2 separate regions of the Homo sapiens genome follow, and region 1 is linked to region 2. A link is a loop called in an ENCODE intact Hi-C map of the cell type or tissue named here. Cell type or tissue: K562. All regions are shown on one strand. Links, peaks and the distances in the headings refer to the core of each region. The heading gives the core; the rest is flanking DNA.

Region 1 (8,343 bases), core at 137-8,136, 79 kb before region 2:
CTGAGGTCAACCAATCCACCCACCTCGGCCTCCCAAATTGCTGGGATTAGAGGCATGAGCTACTGCACCCAGCCTGGCTCCTTTTTTTACTATGATGCAGTGTTGAGCAAATGCGAAAATATTTACTGCTTAGTCTTTTCCAGAAAAGCTTGCTGAAAAGTTTGCTGATTCTCAATCTATGCTATTGGGGTTATTTACATCTATGCATTGAGGTTATTTGTATCTATTGTATCTCCATGGTAGAATTACTATATAATGGTGTGCTGCTGCTTATCTCTTCCCAACTGCATTCAGAGGAATCATGTTGGTAGCTTGAAATTGGCTGTAATGGGGGAATTTTACCACAGAAGTTAGCAAATGCTACAATTCGGGACTTTTTCTTTTTGGACAGCTGATTGTTAAACATTGACCTGCAGCATTTTTCGCTACAGGGTATTACAGGCTGAATTGTTTCCCCTCTCCAGAGGTATATGTTGAAGTGCCTACCCACAGTACCCCAGAAGGTGGGTCTTTAAAAAGGCATTTAAGGCTAGGCACGGTGGCTCATGCCTGTATTCCCAGTACTTTGGGAGTCCGAAGCAGGCGAATCACCTGAGGCAAGGAGTTTGAGAGTAGCCTGGCCAATGTGGTGAAACCCCATCTCTACTAAAAATACAAAAATTAGCTGTGTGTGGTGGCATGCGCCTGTAATCTCAGCTACTTGGGAGGCTGAGGTGGGAGGATCACTTGAACCTAGGAGGCAGAGGTTGCAGTGAGCTGAGATCACGCCACTGCACTCCAGCCTGGGTGACAAAGCGAGACTCTGTCTCAAAAAAATAAAAATTAAAAAGTCATTTAAGTTAAAATGAGGTCATTAGGGTGGGCTCTAATCCAGTATGACTGGTGTCTTTATAAGAAGAGGAAATTTTTACAAACAGGTATTGGGGAAGACCATGTGGTAACACAAGAAGACAGTCATCTACAAGCCAAGACAGAGGCCTCAGAAGAGAACAACCCTACTGATACCTTGATCTCAGACTTCTAGCCTCCAGAACTATGAGAAAATAATTTCTGTCATCTCACCTGCCTATTCTGTGGTACTTTGCTATTGTAGCCTTAGACTGATAGAGTAAGTGACCTGAGAAAGTGTCAAAAGTTCCTGCAGAAGAAATCGATTGAAATTACTTCCAAAGAGCTTTGGTATAGGGCCAGGAATAGTGGCTCATGCCTATAATTTCAGCACTTTGGGAGGCTGCGATGGGAGGATCACTTAATGCCAGAAGTTCAAGACCAGCCTGGGCAACATAGTAAGACCCTGTCTCTAATGTCAATTTAAAAAACAAATACACACAACAACAACAACAACAACAAACAAAAAATGGCTTTGAATATTTACTGCATGGTCTTTTCCAGAAAAATTTGCACCTCACAGAAGTTTGCTAATTTCTGTGGTAAAAATTCCCCCACTACAGCCAGTTTCAGGCTACCAACATGATTTCTCTGGATGCAGTTGAGGATAAGCAGCAGCACACCATTATGTAGTAATCCCACCACAGGGATACAGTAGATACAATGCACAGATGTAAATAACCCCAAGAGCATAGATCAAGAGTCAGCAAATATACCTGATTCTTTTTACCCCAACTGCATTTTGATGACATTTAATAAATTTGTTGAGCACTCTAGGTACCATGCAAGCCTTTTGGACTCTGTAAAGACCAGTTCCCCTAGGCAATAATCTTCAAGACTCTAGAATTAGGGTTATATAAAGGCAGTACAGCTTTGTTCCCTCCCACCTGTACCCTGCCTTTTGTTGGCCTCATTCCTAAGGTAAAGTGATAGCTAGGTAAAAAGCAGAAGATACATACAGCTAATGACAGTCTAAGGGAGAATTTCAGGAAGGATCCAGTAGGCCAGGTGAGTGACACCTGAGCTACTTTGTGTTTAAGATATACTCATGTAGAAAGCCCTTGAGAGCTGGGTGCAGTGGCTCACGTGTGTAATCACAGCACTTTGGAAGGCTGAGACAGGCGGATCACCTGAGGTCAGGAGTTCGAGACCAGCCTGGCCAACATCGTGAAACCCCGTCTCTACAACAAATACAAAAATTAGCTGGGTATGGTGGCAGGTGCTTGTAATCCCCGCTACTCCAGAGGCTGAGGTAGGAGAATCATTTGAACTTGGGAGGAGGCAGAGGTTGCAGTGAGCGGAGATTGCGCCATTGCACTCCAGCCTGGGCAACAGAGCGAGACTCCATCTCAAGAAAAAAAAAAAGCCCTTGAGAGAAAGGGGCAAGTAATATGAATGTACCACTCCCTAGGTAGTATAATCTTTGGCCTTAAAAGTTCTCTGTGACTTGACCTAGGGTGTTTTTAACATGGAAAAGAGCAAACTTATTGGGAAACTAAATAGTCCCAAGACTTCAGGAGAATAAAATAATCCCAGTGACCTTTTATGCTGTTGTGGTGTGAATATCGCACCCCGAATTAATATTTGAAATTTATTAGCCAATGTGGTAATATAAAATGTGGGGCTGTTCGAAGGTGATTAAGGCCATAAAAGGGGTTACGGAAGTGGATTTTCTCTCTCCCACTCTTTTGCCATGCAAGGACACAGCATCCATTCCCTTTTTTACCTTTCTGCCTTCTGCCATGTGAGAAGGCCCTCACCAGACATCAAATGCCAGTGCCTTGATCTCAGACTTTCCAGCCTTCAGAACTGTGAGGAATAAATTTCTATTTTGTATAAATTACCCAGTCTGTGTTATTTTGTTACAGCAACACAAATGGACTAAGACATATACCATTAGCACTTTTGGAACATGATTTACTTTACTGGCACGGTACATATATAAAATAAACTCTTTTATCCTTTTGAAAATCAATAAATATGCATTGAATGCCTATGTGTTTATGTAGGTGTACACAGGCTATAATAGGAGAGCTCTAAGATATTTAAACATTTATTCTCACATCATTAGTTACTTGATAGAGAGTATAAAGGGCAGAAAGACTTGAAGTAGTGGGAGCATAGCCACTGCTGATTAAAGACAAAAAATAAGAAAGTAGACAATTATTTGTCAGTTAAAAGTAAAATAAAATTTTAAAAAATTAAGAAAATATATATGTGAAGTTCTATGTCCTTAAAAGGTCAGCTTACATGTAACTTTTCTGGAACAAATATATTTACTGAAGTTATATATATATATTTATATATATAAATATTTACTGAATTATATATATATTTACTGAACATATATATTTACTGAACAAATATATTTACTGAAGTAATATAATATATATATTATATTATATATATAAAGGTATACTTTAATTTAGCACTACTGATATATGAAATTCCACATTTATAAAGTATACAAACTGTATTAGGGTTCTCTAGAGAGACAGAACTAATAGGATATATATATGGGAATTTATTAAGTATTAACTCACATGATCACAAGGTCCCACAATAGGCCATCTGCAGGCTGAGGATCAAGGAGATGCAGTCCGAGTCCCAAAACTGAAGAACGTGGAGTCCCATGTTCGAGGGCAGGAAAGATCCAGCATGGGAGAAAGATGTAGGCTGGGAGGGTAGCCAGTCTCGTCTTTTCACATTTTTCTTTCTGCTTTTTTATTCTAGTCCCACTGGCAGCCGATTAGATGGTGCCCACCCAGATTAAGAATGGGTCTGCCTTTCCCAGCCCCGGGACTCAAATGTTAATCTCCTTTGGCAACACCCTCACAGACACACACAGGATCAATACTTTGTATCCTTCAACCCAATCAAGTTGACACTCAGTATTAACTATCACACAAACTGAAGTGGATCATTTGGCTTTCCAAATGGTTATGCTGTGAGATTAATCATGTATTTCACAAATTGAACACCAGTAATATTCAAAAATATTTTGCAACCAAACACACTTTATGACATCATTAAATGATTCTTTAATTTCACAAAGAAAACACAAATTCAGCACCCCCAAAATGAAAATTATGTATACAATAAAGCATAATGTAAATGTTATATAATGATATGACATATAACTTTATTAATACTGAGTTACACCATGTTGTGTAGTGAGTACTAGAATATGTATTTGAATACAATACTTAGCTAAGCATCTTTATTTCTTGACATACTTTGACTTTAGACATTTTATTTTATTATATTTTTTTTAAGACACAGGACCTCACTCTGTCCCCCAGGCTGGAGTGCAGTGGTATGATCATAGCTTACTGCAGCCTTGAACTCCTGGGCTCAAGCAATCTTTCTGCCTTGGCCTCCCAAAGGGATTACAGGCTGAACCACCGCATGTGGTGTATTTTATTTTTTTAAATATATTTTTCTAGCCCCTTTCGCAGTAACCGGGACCTACCCTTAGGTGAGGCACAGATGGACACGCAGAGTCAACACACTAGTGGTCCCAAGCTGGGTCGGAAAACCTGTGTGATCACAGGGAGACCCTTTGAGAAGTCCCCCTTCAACCAAGAGCTAAAACTGATAGGCAAGTATGGCCTCCAGAGCAAACGTGACATCTGAAGGGTTAAATTTACCCTGGACAAGATCTGCAGGGCTGCCCAGGAGCTGCTGATGCTTGTTGAGAAGGACCCATGGCATCTGTTTGAAGGCAGTGCCCTGCTGTGGTGACTTATTCACATCAGAGTGCGGTACAGGGGCAGAATGAAACTAGATTGCATCCTAGGCCTGAAGATTGAGGCTTTCTTGCAGAGATGACTGCAGACCCAGCTCTTCAAGCCAGGAGTGACCAAGTCCAGTCATCATGCCCCTGTGCTGATCCACTAGCACCATATCTAGGTCTGCAGGTGGTGAACATCCTGTCTGTCCTTCATTGACTGCCTGGACTCCCAGAAGCACGGCAATTTCTCTCTTTGTTCTTTGTTTGGCAGTGGTCGCCTGGGCCTCCTGAAGAGAAGAATTCCAAGAAGGGCCAGGGTGGGGCTGGAGTGCCCCTGGAGATAACCAAGAGGAGGGTTAAGCACACCCATCCCCTCCTGGGGTGGTGGATTGTCTAGTTTTCCAGTCAGATAATGGGATCAACACTTTGAAAACAAGGATTCTAGGGATGATGCTTCTCTATTTTCCATTGATATTATGGAAAAATGTTTTTGAATGTACATACTTTTATATTCCATTAATAAGTACAATCATCTACCCAAATCATTTTTTTCCTGCAATTTCAGTAACTGAATTTGAGGTAAGTAAAAATGCTTTGTTTTCTTTCAAACATGCACAATCTACTTTCAAAAATTCTGCAAGCATGAAAAAGAGGAGCACTTTTTTTTTATAATTATAAATATAATTTTTTTTATTATACTTTAAGTTTTAGGGTACATGTGCACAATGTGCAGGTTAGTTACATATGTATACATGTGCCATGTTGGTGTGCTGCACCCATTAACTCGTCATTTAACATTAGGTATATCTCCTAATGCTATCTCTCCCCCCTCCCCCCCACCCCACAACAGGCCCCGGTGTGTGATGTTCCCCTTCCTGTGTCCACGTGTTCTCATTGTTCAATTCCCACCTATGAGTGAGAACATGTGGTGTTTGGTTTTTTTGTCCTTGCAATAGTTTGCTGAGAATGATGGTTTCCAGCTTCATCCATGTCCCTACAAAGGACATGAACTCATCATTTTTTATGGCTGCATAGTATTCCATGGTGTGTATGTGCCACATTTTCTTAATCCAGTCTATCATTGTTGGACATTTGGCTTGGTTCCAAGTCTTTGCTATTGTGAATAGTGCTGCAATAAACATACATGTGCATGTGTCTTTATAGCAGCATGATTTATAATCCTTTGGGTATATACCCAGTAATGGGATTGCTGGGTCAAATGGTATTTCTAGTTCTAGATCCCTGAGGAATCGCCACACTGACTTCCATAATGGTTGAATTAGTTTACAGTCCCACCAACAGTGTAAAAGTGTTCCTATTTCTCCACATCCTCTCCAGCACCTGTTGTTTCCTGACTTTTGAATGATCGCCATTCTAACTGGTGGGAGATGGTATCTCATTGTGGTTTTGATTTGCATTTCTCTGATGGCCAGTGATGATGAGCATTTTTTCATGTGTCTTTTGGCTGCATAAATGTCTTCTTTTGAGAAGTGTCTGTTCATGTCCTTCGCCCACTTTTTGATGGGGTTGTTTGTTTTTTTCTTGTAAATTTGTTTGAGTTCATTGTAGATTCTGGATGTTAGCCCTTTGTCAGATAAGTAGATGGCAAAAATTTTCTCCCATTCTGTAGGTTGCCTGTTCACTCTGATGGTAGTTTCTTTTGCTGTGCCGAACTCTTGAGTTTAATTAGATCCCATTTGTCAATTTTGGCTTTTGTTGCCATTGCTTTTGGTGTTTTAGACATGAAGTCCTTGCCCATGCCTATGTCCTGAATGGTAATGTCTAGGTTTTCTTCTAGGGTTTTTATGGTTTTAGGTCTAACATTTAAGTCTTTAATCCATCTTGAATTAATTTTTGTATAAGGTGTAAGGAAGGGATCCAGTTTCAGCTTTCTACATATGGCTAGCCAGTTTTCCCAGCACCATTTATTAAATAGGGAATCCTTTCCCCATTTCTTGTTTTTGTCAGGTTTGTCAAAGATCAGATGGTTGTAGATATGCGACATTATTTCTGAGGGCTCTGTTCTGTTCCATTGGTCTGTATCTCTGTTTTGGTACCAGTACCATGCTGTTTTGGTTACTGTAGCCTTGTAGTACAGTTTGAAGTCAGGTAGCATGATGTCTCCAGCTTTGTTCTTTAGGCTTAGGATTGACTTGGCAATGCGGGCTCTTTTTTGGTTCCATATGAACTTTAAAGTAGTTTTTTCCAATTCTGTGAAGAAAGTCATTGGTAGCTTGATGGGGGTGGCATTGAATCTATAAATTACCTTGGGCAGTATGGCCATTTTCATGATATTGATTCACTTCTAAAACATATACCATTTACTAAGAAATCTGTTAAATGTTCAGGTGGTTTTGCACAGTTTTCTAGGCAGAATATTTAAACCATATGTTCAGTAATAGGCACATTTCTCCTTTGGACAATATGGAATCACTTTCCATAAAGTATTTTCAAAAAATATTCATGTATTTTTTAGCAATGGAACTATTTTTAAAACAAAAATTTGCTTAGAATCTTAGGAAGTCAAAGAGGTAAACATAGCAATGCTAGAGTTGAAGCTTGGTTGGGATGCAGAGGCTCTTCCACTCAGCCATCCATCCATTATCCTAGAAGCCCTGTAGGATTCACCAAGAATCCTGGGTCCTTCAGAAATCGAGTTTAGGAACTGGTATAAGGAACAAGCACCAGGTAAGAATCTGAAAGCTTTGTTCTGAGTTTGAGACTTGCAGCTGGTCATTAACTTTCTCTGGTTTTTGGTTCCGTGATTGGTATAGTGGAGGTATAAGATGTAGATGATCTCTGAGGTATCCTCCAGCTCTAAAACTTTATGATTTCAAGTGCTACTGTTGATAAATTACTCCACATCTGTCCAATCAATGCCAGAGATTTAATCTAAGTTCATGAGCAAGCCAGGCTGTGCCAAAGAGGAAATAGTTCTTGACTCTGTATTTGGCATTGTTTTTAACACTAGAAGCAAATTTCATTTTTCATATTGGCTACGTTCATCCCTGATCATGAACCAATAATTATTTCAACATTGCCTAGTTTATCTGACACAAATAAGGAATGTTCATGTTGTTACATATTTGAAAACTCTGACTTCTAGTTCATGAATATCAAGTTGAATAGAAACTTGGCACATAGTAGGCATTCAATAAATAGTTGTTCCTTATGACTATGCTAAAAACCACTGAATTGTATACTTTAAAAGAGTGTATTTTATGGTACGTGAATTGTATCTGTTTTTTTAAGTTGTTAAGTGAATGAATTAAATAGTTATATTTCTGGATGTAGACGTAAGGGAATTTGTTGCAGTTTTAAAATCCTAATTTCTGGTGCTCAGAATAAAACAACAGCAACAACGAAAACCAAATTAAAAAAAAATTAAAAAAGAACAAAAGAAGCTGCCACTTGTTGTCAGGAGACATTAAGGATATTGGGGCTGGACACAGTGGCTCACACCTGTAATCCCAGCACTTTGGGAGGCCAAGGTGGGAAGATTGCTTGAGCCCAGGAGTTCAAGATGAGCCTGGGCAATAGAGTGACACTCTGTTTATATAAAAAGAAACAAGGTCTCACTTTGTCACCCAGGCCGGAGAGCAGTGGTGCAAACACAGCTCACTGCAGCCTTGACCTCCCAGGCTCAAGGGATCCTCCTGCCTCAGTTACCCAAGTAGCTGGGACTACAGGCCCATACTACCACACCCAGCTAAATTTTGTAT
Region 2 (8,343 bases), core at 249-8,248:
CTTTTGTTTCTGTAGTCATTTCTTAACAGATCATATGATTGATTTTTAGTTTTGTAGTTTTATCCTCTAATAGACTCTAAATTCCTTGAGAATATGAATCATTCATCCTTGCAATTCTTACAATATACATATTGTCTAGTATACAGTAGATAATTAAAGTTTGTTACAGGGTACCAATTTGGAATAAGGAGTTAGTAGCTGAAAATGACCTAAAATGCTCTCTACTTTCAAGTTATAAACCCACACATTCTTCTGTTTCTCTGTATATGTCTGTCACTGCTTAGCTGATACATGATCTAACACCCTATTAAGCCGTCTTCAAATGTCAGACTCCCATTTCTAACAATACTACACAATTGTATGTTATTTTAAACCTTTCAAACGTCTTTTACATAAATCACTTTATTTAGTTCTTACAGTAATTCTATAAAGTTTCTGGATGAGAAAACAGAAACAACAAGCATCAATGACTTTGGACTAAAGCTCAGGTCTTTTGAACCCTTGCTATAATTCCCTTTGGTCCAGAGCTTACAGTTTTTAAACTTTTTACTTTCAAATATTTTCAAACTTATAGAAAAGATGCAAGAATAGTGCAGAGATCACCCATATACTTCACACAGATTCACTAATGTTAACATTTTACCACATTTGATTTCTCTCTCCCACCCTGCCCCCATATATACAGGACCATTTGAAAGTGACTTGCAGATGTCATGCTCCTTTACTCCTAAATACGTCAGTGTGTATTTCTTAAGAACCAGCATATTCATCTATGTACTGTAGTAAAATGATCAAACCTAGGAAATTTGACATTGATATAATATTTGAATCAATACACCTAATACAAGTTTGCAAATTTTTCTAATCATGTCTTTTATGAATTATGACTTTTTTCTGGTTCAGAATTGAACAGGATCACACATAGCATTTACTTCTTAGATCTTTTTAGTCTTCTTTAATGTGGAAGTGTCCATTATTCAACCTACACTTGCGTTTTCTCTTCTTTTCTTTTCTTTTTTCTTTTTTTTTTTTTTGAGGTGGAGTCTTGCTGTGCCGCCCATGCTAGAGTGCACTCAGCCTCATGGGTTCAAGTGATTCTCCCCCCTTAGCCTCCCAAGTAGCTGGGATTGTAGGTGCCTGCCACCATGCCCAGCTAATTTTTTATTTGTAGTAGAGACGGGGGTTTCACCATGTTGGCCAGGCTGGTGTCAAGCTCCTGAACTCAAGTGATCTGCCCGCTTCGGCCTCCCAAAGTGCTGGGATTATAGGTGTGAGCCACTGTGCCAGGCCACACTTGGCTTTTCTTAATTTCTGCCCCATTGCTAACTCTACAGGGCAACTGGGGTGTCTGTGGTAGGTAACAGATCTGCCTCACACATTGTATACAAGAGGTTAATGTCATTAAGGCAAATCGTGACCTATCAGGGACAGACCCAGTGGATAAATGCCACCTTCTTCTGTCCCTTGTTTGCAGAATTCTGAGGCTCATTCTGTGTGGATCTTTAGAGGATTCTCAATGGATCATGATCTGTGGTCATGTTCAACTTGAGACCTTCTTCCCCTGATACTGCTTTCCTTTCTTCCCTATTTTACTCTCTCCAGTCCCTTCACTTCTTAAAACTTGGGATCATTTCCCAAAATAATCCCTTGCACATAAGCCCTTGTTTCATCTTTTTAAAAAGAGATCTATACTAATACAATTATACCTACTGTTAATAGAGTTAGTGGGTCCACAGTTAGTGGGTCAGGTAGGTGACAGATTAGAAGTGAGCATTACAAATAGAGGAATGCATCTTTCTTAGGTACTGACCTAAGTAGACCTTCTTTCTTAACCCCCAAACAAAGACACAGTACTGGTCACATTAATGCCAGTGTAGGCTCTGATAATGACATTGACACTTCTCTCCAGTCCATGTTTCTTCCCTTCCCCTTCCTTCTCCTCTTCTCTTTTTCTCTTCTCTTCTCTCTTTTCTTTCTTTTTTTGAGACAGGTCTCACTCTGTTGTCCAGGCTGAAGTGTAGTGGTGCAGTCATGGCTCAGTGCAGCCTCATCTTCCTGGGCTCAAGTGATCTTGCCACTTCAGCCTTCTGAGAAGCTGGGACTATGGGCATGTGCCACCGCGCCTGGCTAACTTTTAAATTTTTTGTAGAGATAGGGTCTTGCTATGTTGCCAGGGTCAGTCTCAGACTCCTGGGTTCCAGTGATCCTCCCACCCTGGCCTCCCAAAGTGCTGGGATTATAGGAATGAGCCACTGTGTCCAACCCATGTTTCTTCTCAGCCTACTTCCACACCAGTGCAGTGCCTTCCAATCTGTAATTCCTGAGAGTATTGCAAGAGAATGAAAAGGGCTTAGTGAAAGTGATTGCTCTGCTTAAACTGCATACATCTCTTCTTCCTGTTTCTCATCATACTGCCCTTTAATGCTACTTTTTCTTTCCACTAATGATTTTCCCTTTGTCCTTGCCCATTTCTCTCTGTCAGACAACTCATTTCCCTTTTGTCCTCTCTGATAGTAGAAAATTTGACTCTGTGTATGTATGTTTCCTAGAAGAAAGCAGAACCATGAGTAAACACCCAGTGAATAATTTGGGATGCTGATGAAATCAAGGAAGACTGGAAAAGCAACTTGTTGGGTGTGCTGTGGAGAGATTTCCTATAGTGGGCAGAAGGTTAGATAAAAGATTCTCTGAGGTGTCTTCTATCTCTGGGAATTTATGCTAGAAATGTCAACTTAATTAAGTTGCAGTGCCTGTCAACAATCCAAGGGCAAAAGTTTGCTCCAGATCTATAATCTAGCCTCATCATCTTAGGGGGAATGTGACCAAATATAGTATAACACTATCAGTATGAAAAGAATGAAATCCACACAGCCTGCATAATTATAGGTGCAGAGAAGAAGAAATTGATGACACAATATTAAGGTTTATTTTTGCCACCTAAAAACATGTCAACATCCTATTATCTTATTATCTCAGATTTTTATTCAATTCTATGACAGCTAAAAGTAACCATTATATCTGTCAATTAAAAGAAGAGAAACTGCTTATTGAAATTTTATAATTTGATCTATGACATGGAGTTGAACTGGAAGCACCTGCCAGTCTTCCTGATGTTCCAGATAGTATTTTGCTGCAAATTAATTAATCTAACTACATCTTGATTTTCTCACACTGCATTAGAAAGTATGTGCTCTTGGTCATAAACCGTGATGAAACTATAAGAACCATGTAATGAAACCTTATGGTTTGAGTTGTCTGGCTTGTCATAGAGATGAATATAGTGTAATTAAGCCACACTCTCTCCTTGCAGTAATGAAGGCACTGTTTGGGGGACTATGCCAGGGATAGGAGAATAAGTTGTCTATGGCACTCGAACGGTCTACACTATCCAAGTAAGGTAACCAGCTAAGGCACTTTCAAAGTAAAACCAAACAGAAAGTCACGGCAGATAATGCCACTTTCATCACTGGTAATTACTGGCCTTAGAGTTGTAATGAATGGCTGCTACAGAATAAAAGGTAGGTGGCAATTTATGCAACAGATCATTGTTCATCATCAGCAGTATGGGTGGCACTAAGCAACAGGCAGAATTATTTTTAAACCCGCGAGGTAAAGTAGATTAAAGGTATTATTAATAGGCTAGGCCTAAAGGAACAGTGTCTTAATTATGGACTCTTTTTCCTATCCTTTCTTAAAGATATTATATTTCTACAACTGATGAAGGACTAGATTAGGCTTAGGCTAGCAGTAGAGGGAACACTCATTGCTGCATTAAGATCAAAGAACCTTCCGAAATTTTGGTTGCTCCAAGTACCAGAATCAGCTGTCATTCTGTTGGAAGCAATAGGGAAAGGGTAGCTCACAACATTTTTTTAAAAAAGTATTTCTCAATCAGTCCACCATTTACTGGACTAGGCTACAGTGAACTGCATAATTTTATGGAATCTCGTTTTTCAGGGTATCTTGTTAACCAATGGGCTGACATTCTCTTTGCAGGAGCTCCACCAAGTGGTCATCCAGCTTGTGGGCGAAAGTCAGAAAAACAAATTAGGAATCCTAAGAAAGACTGACTGATAGCCGAGTAGAGCAGTCTGAAGGTAGATAAACGTGAACCCTCCATCCATAGGGAGATTCAGATACAGGCTTCATGTTTAGACAAGACATCTGCTTTTCCTCACCATTTGTTTTTGGTAACTTTCTGGTCCTTATATGAACTATGCCTGCCCTTTGACCTCATGACCCCATATGCTTTGAGCCCTCCATTTTCTCCTAATCAATTAGTCTCCTTCTGTCTTCCCATTTTCCCTGTTCAGCTCCACACACTGGTGTCCACTACTTAAATTATGCTTTCAATATTACTTTCAACTCTTAATCCAGCCATCCTGTTTCTCTGACTCTGGAACTGAGCAGCTGAGAGTTCTTGGAGAAAAATCACACAGCCATACCAATTGATGTCACTGTATGTTGTTGCTTTCTGACCAAGGCTGAGTCCTCAGTTATGGTGAAGGTGCTTCTGATCAACTGACAGTGGGTATTCCAAACATTTACTTCCCTTACTGTCAAAACCACCAACTCTTCTTACACTCAGCAAATGATGATTCTGTCCTTTTCATTGTGAAAAGGCAAGGGCAGAAAGTGAAAACGGCACCTTCCTCTCCCTCTTACTTATTCGCTTATTTATTGGCATTTTTACTTCTCCTTCCTGTTGGAAAAGGTGCCCATCTAACTCGAGGCTCATTTCTCAACCTGTAGATTGGATTCCATCCTCTTCTGTGTACTCAATGACTTTATTATATCAATCATCGCCCTCTTTCCTGTTTTACTTCAGAAAATAAACAGAACAGTGGTTTGTCTTATTGAAAATGAAAGCAAAAGTAAAATTACCTTGGCAGTTTTGGGTCTCTAATTATAAGCCAAAGAAACAAATTGAGAACAACTTATGGAAAAAATGATATTCATTGGAAATATACTGGTATAATGCAGAACAGAAGAAAATACTAAACAGTCAAGCTTCCTGAGGGCAGAAAGTACAGGACCACTGAAATGAAACCGTGGACATGCATAATCATGTATGTTTACTAAGGTTCAACTACCTTTCCTCCTTGTGTCACCACTTAAGATTTAGCTCCTAGGAAGGAAACATTTGATTGGCCAAGCCCACCAGAAACATGTGCAGAGGAGATGCTCCTGATACCTGCACCATTGAATTCCATAAGGCACAGTTCAGGGAACTTTGCTTTGTCCTTATTTTGTTTGATTTATCGGTAGCAGTTCTCCTTCTGGAGTCCTTCTCCTTTGTTTTCTGTGGCATTATTCTTTCCTTAAAAAGAAAAAAGATAATTCTTTTTAGTCTCCATTGTAGGTTCCCTTTTTTTCTGCTTAAACAGTAAGTGTTATCTTCCTCATGGGTTCAACTTCGATCACTGTTATATTACAAACTTCCTCCTGCCAAATCTTCGTTTTGAGTTTGCGATGGAACCTACGATTGAATTTCCAATAAAATTCAGTATATCTAAAAGTGAACTTATGTATTTCAAACCTGCGCTTTACTTGAATGCCACATTTTCATAAATGGCATATCTCTTATCCAGTCACCCAATCCACTTCCCTGGGAGTCTTCCTAGGTCACTCTCACTTATACTCAATCAATCCCTAATCCCTGTGGCTTTTAATTCCTTGGTATCTCTTGTTCTCCTCTTTCCTAAACTCATAACCACTTTTTAAATTAAGGTCTTAATGACTTCTCACCTAAATTGCTACATTAGCCTCCTCAAAAGGTTTCCTTACACATCATACTCCGTTTCTTACAGAGTGATCCTTCTAAAATGCTAATCTGCTCTGCAAACTCAGATTCAGTCCTTTATCTTTCAGGATAAACTTCAAGGCTTAACCCACACATTCTGTCTTTGGCCACTTTCCAAGCTTCAGGGATGGCTACTTCCTTACTGCTATATTGTAAAACAAGCAGGTTTCCAGTTGGAGGGACTAGAATTGTTTTTTAACCTTGACTGAATGTAAGAATTTCTGGGGACATATTAAACATGCAGATTCTTGGCCTGACCCTAAACATATTAAATTGGAATCTCCAGGAGTGGGGCTTATGTCTCTACTGATTTTTTTTTTTTTTTTTGAGACAGAGTTTTGCTCTTGTTGCCCAGGCTGGAGTGCAGGGGCGTGATCTCAGCTCACTGCAACCTCCACCTCCTGGGTTCAAGTGATTCTCCTGTCTCAGCCTCCTGAGTAGCTGGGATTACAAGTGCCCGCCACCACGCCCGGCTAATTTTTTGTATTTTTAGTAGAGACAGAGTTTCATCATGTTGGCCAGGCTGGTATCAAACTCCTGACCTCAGGTGATCCACCCGCCTCGGCCTCCCAAAGTGCAAGGATTACAGGCGTGAGCCACTGTGCCTGGCAGTCTCTACTGATTTTTATGATCAAGCCAGTTTGTGAATTAATGATTGACTGTTTCTAGGCAGTCCTTTTACTTATGCTGTTTGTTCTGCAATTCCCAATCCCCTTGTCCTTCAATAGTTTAGTTAGTGTCACTTTACAGGTGACTCTCATTCTTACTTAGAGGCCTCTTCTCTGTGTTCCTGTACCGCGTAGGACTATCTCTGTCTTAGTACCCATCACATAATATTTGACTAACTTACCTATCTTATAACTGCTCTAAAAACTTATCTTTGTTTTCCCAGTACATAAAAGACAAACAGTAGGCATTTGGCAAAAATTACTTTGATATGTAAAAACAAATAAAAAGCTCACTACACTTTTTGCTGTTATGGATTCTTTCTGTTGCTTTATCTCTAAGGAGTTACTCATAAGATGAATATTGTTCAATTACTTAAAAACACCATTATTACTATGATTCCTTTAAAATCATATTATAGAATAATATTTTTTGATATGTGAAAATATTATAATGTACTACTAAGGGAAAAATAGGCTAAAATTTATATAATATGACTTTTTTGGTAAAAATTTTAAAACAAATTAAGTTAAAAATGCATATATAAAAACATATTGAGAAGACATACATTGTAATTTTATTACTCTTTGATTATGAAATAATGGGTGATTTTGTATCTACTTTCTATCAGAAGTATGTACATCTAAAACTTTTTTTATTTGTATAAATTTAAGGGCACAAGTGCAGTTTTGTTACATGGATATTTTGGATAATGGTGAAGTCTGGGGCTTTTAGTGTGACCATCTTCTGAATAATGTACATCGCACCTATTAAGCCACTTTTCATCCCTCACTCCCCTCCCACCTTCCCATCCTTCTGAGTCTCCAGTGTCTCTTACTCCACACTCTATGTCCATGTGTACATGTTACATTGCTACCATTTGTAAGTGAGAACATGTAGTATTTGACTTTCTGTTTCTGAGTTATTTCACTTAATATAATGGCCTCCAGTTCTATCCATGCTACTGAAAAAGATGATTTCATTCTTTTTTATGGTTGACTAGTCATTCATTGTATGTACATATACCACAGTTTCTCTACTCATCCATTGACAGATACTTAGGTTGATTCTAAGTCTTTGTTACTGTGAACCATGCTGCAATAAACATGAGTACAGATATCTTTTCAAGATAAAGATTTCTTTTTCTTTGGGTAGATACCCGGTAGTGGGATTGCTGGATCAAATGGTAATTCAACTTTTAGTTCTTTGAGAAATTTCCATGCTATTTTCCAGAGAGGTTGTACTTATTTACACTCTCATCAACAGTGTATAAGCATTCCCTTTTCTCCACACCCTCACCCACATCTGTTGTTTTTTGACTTTTTATAATAGCCATCCTGGCTTGTGTAAGATGATATCTCATTGTAGTTTTAATTTGCATTTTTTTGATGATAAGTAATATTAAGCATTTTAACAATAAGCTTGTTGGCCATGTGTATATCTTTTGAGAAATGTCTGTTCATGTCCTTTGCCCACTTTTTAATGGGGTTGTTTTGTTATTGTTGTTGTTGAGCTGTTTGAGCTCCTTGTAAATTCTGGATATTAGCCCTCTTTCAGACATATAGTTTGCAAATATTTTCTCCTATCCTACAGGTTGTCTGTTCACTCTATTGATTGTTTCTTTTGCTGTGCAGAAGCCTTTGAGTTTAATTAAGTCCCATTTGTTTATTTTTGTTTTTGTTGCTTGCACTTTTGAGGTCTTAATCATGAATTCTTTGAGTAGACCAATGTCCAGAAGAGTTTTCCTTAGGTTTTCTTCCAGGATTTTTATAGTTCCAGGTGGAAGTATATAAATTTTATAATTAAAATATTATGATAAAAAGCATATACATACTCTCTTCCTCAATCTACTTTGAAGTAGTGTGCACATACAC

The links. Peaks named below come from ENCODE experiments on the same cell type or tissue, not always from the same donor. Only the 100,000 strongest peaks of a DNase experiment are listed, where the experiment ranks them.
Region 1: it touches region 2 in a loop (3-fold over the local background); 8 of 110 quality-filtered maps call a loop at or near these places.

Annotation. Positions count from the first base shown.
Region 1 is chr5:98,949,992-98,958,334 of GRCh38, forward strand. The region is part of intron 1 of CHD1-DT (CHD1 divergent transcript); the gene reads left to right. It also overlaps the pseudogene RPS9P3. Among named protein-coding and RNA genes, the nearest start is that of CHD1, 25 kb to the left of the region's middle. In K562, for the core only: no CTCF peak of the experiment used is centred there; a DNase peak (open chromatin) is centred at 4,880; H3K4me3 peaks cover 210 bases.
Region 2 is chr5:99,028,661-99,037,003 of GRCh38, forward strand. No RefSeq gene overlaps it. Among named protein-coding and RNA genes, the nearest start is that of CHD1, 100 kb to the left of the region's middle. RefSeq lists an enhancer at 4,764-4,823. In K562, for the core only: a CTCF peak has its summit at 4,014 (motif pointing left); DNase peaks (open chromatin) are centred at 4,001 and 5,141.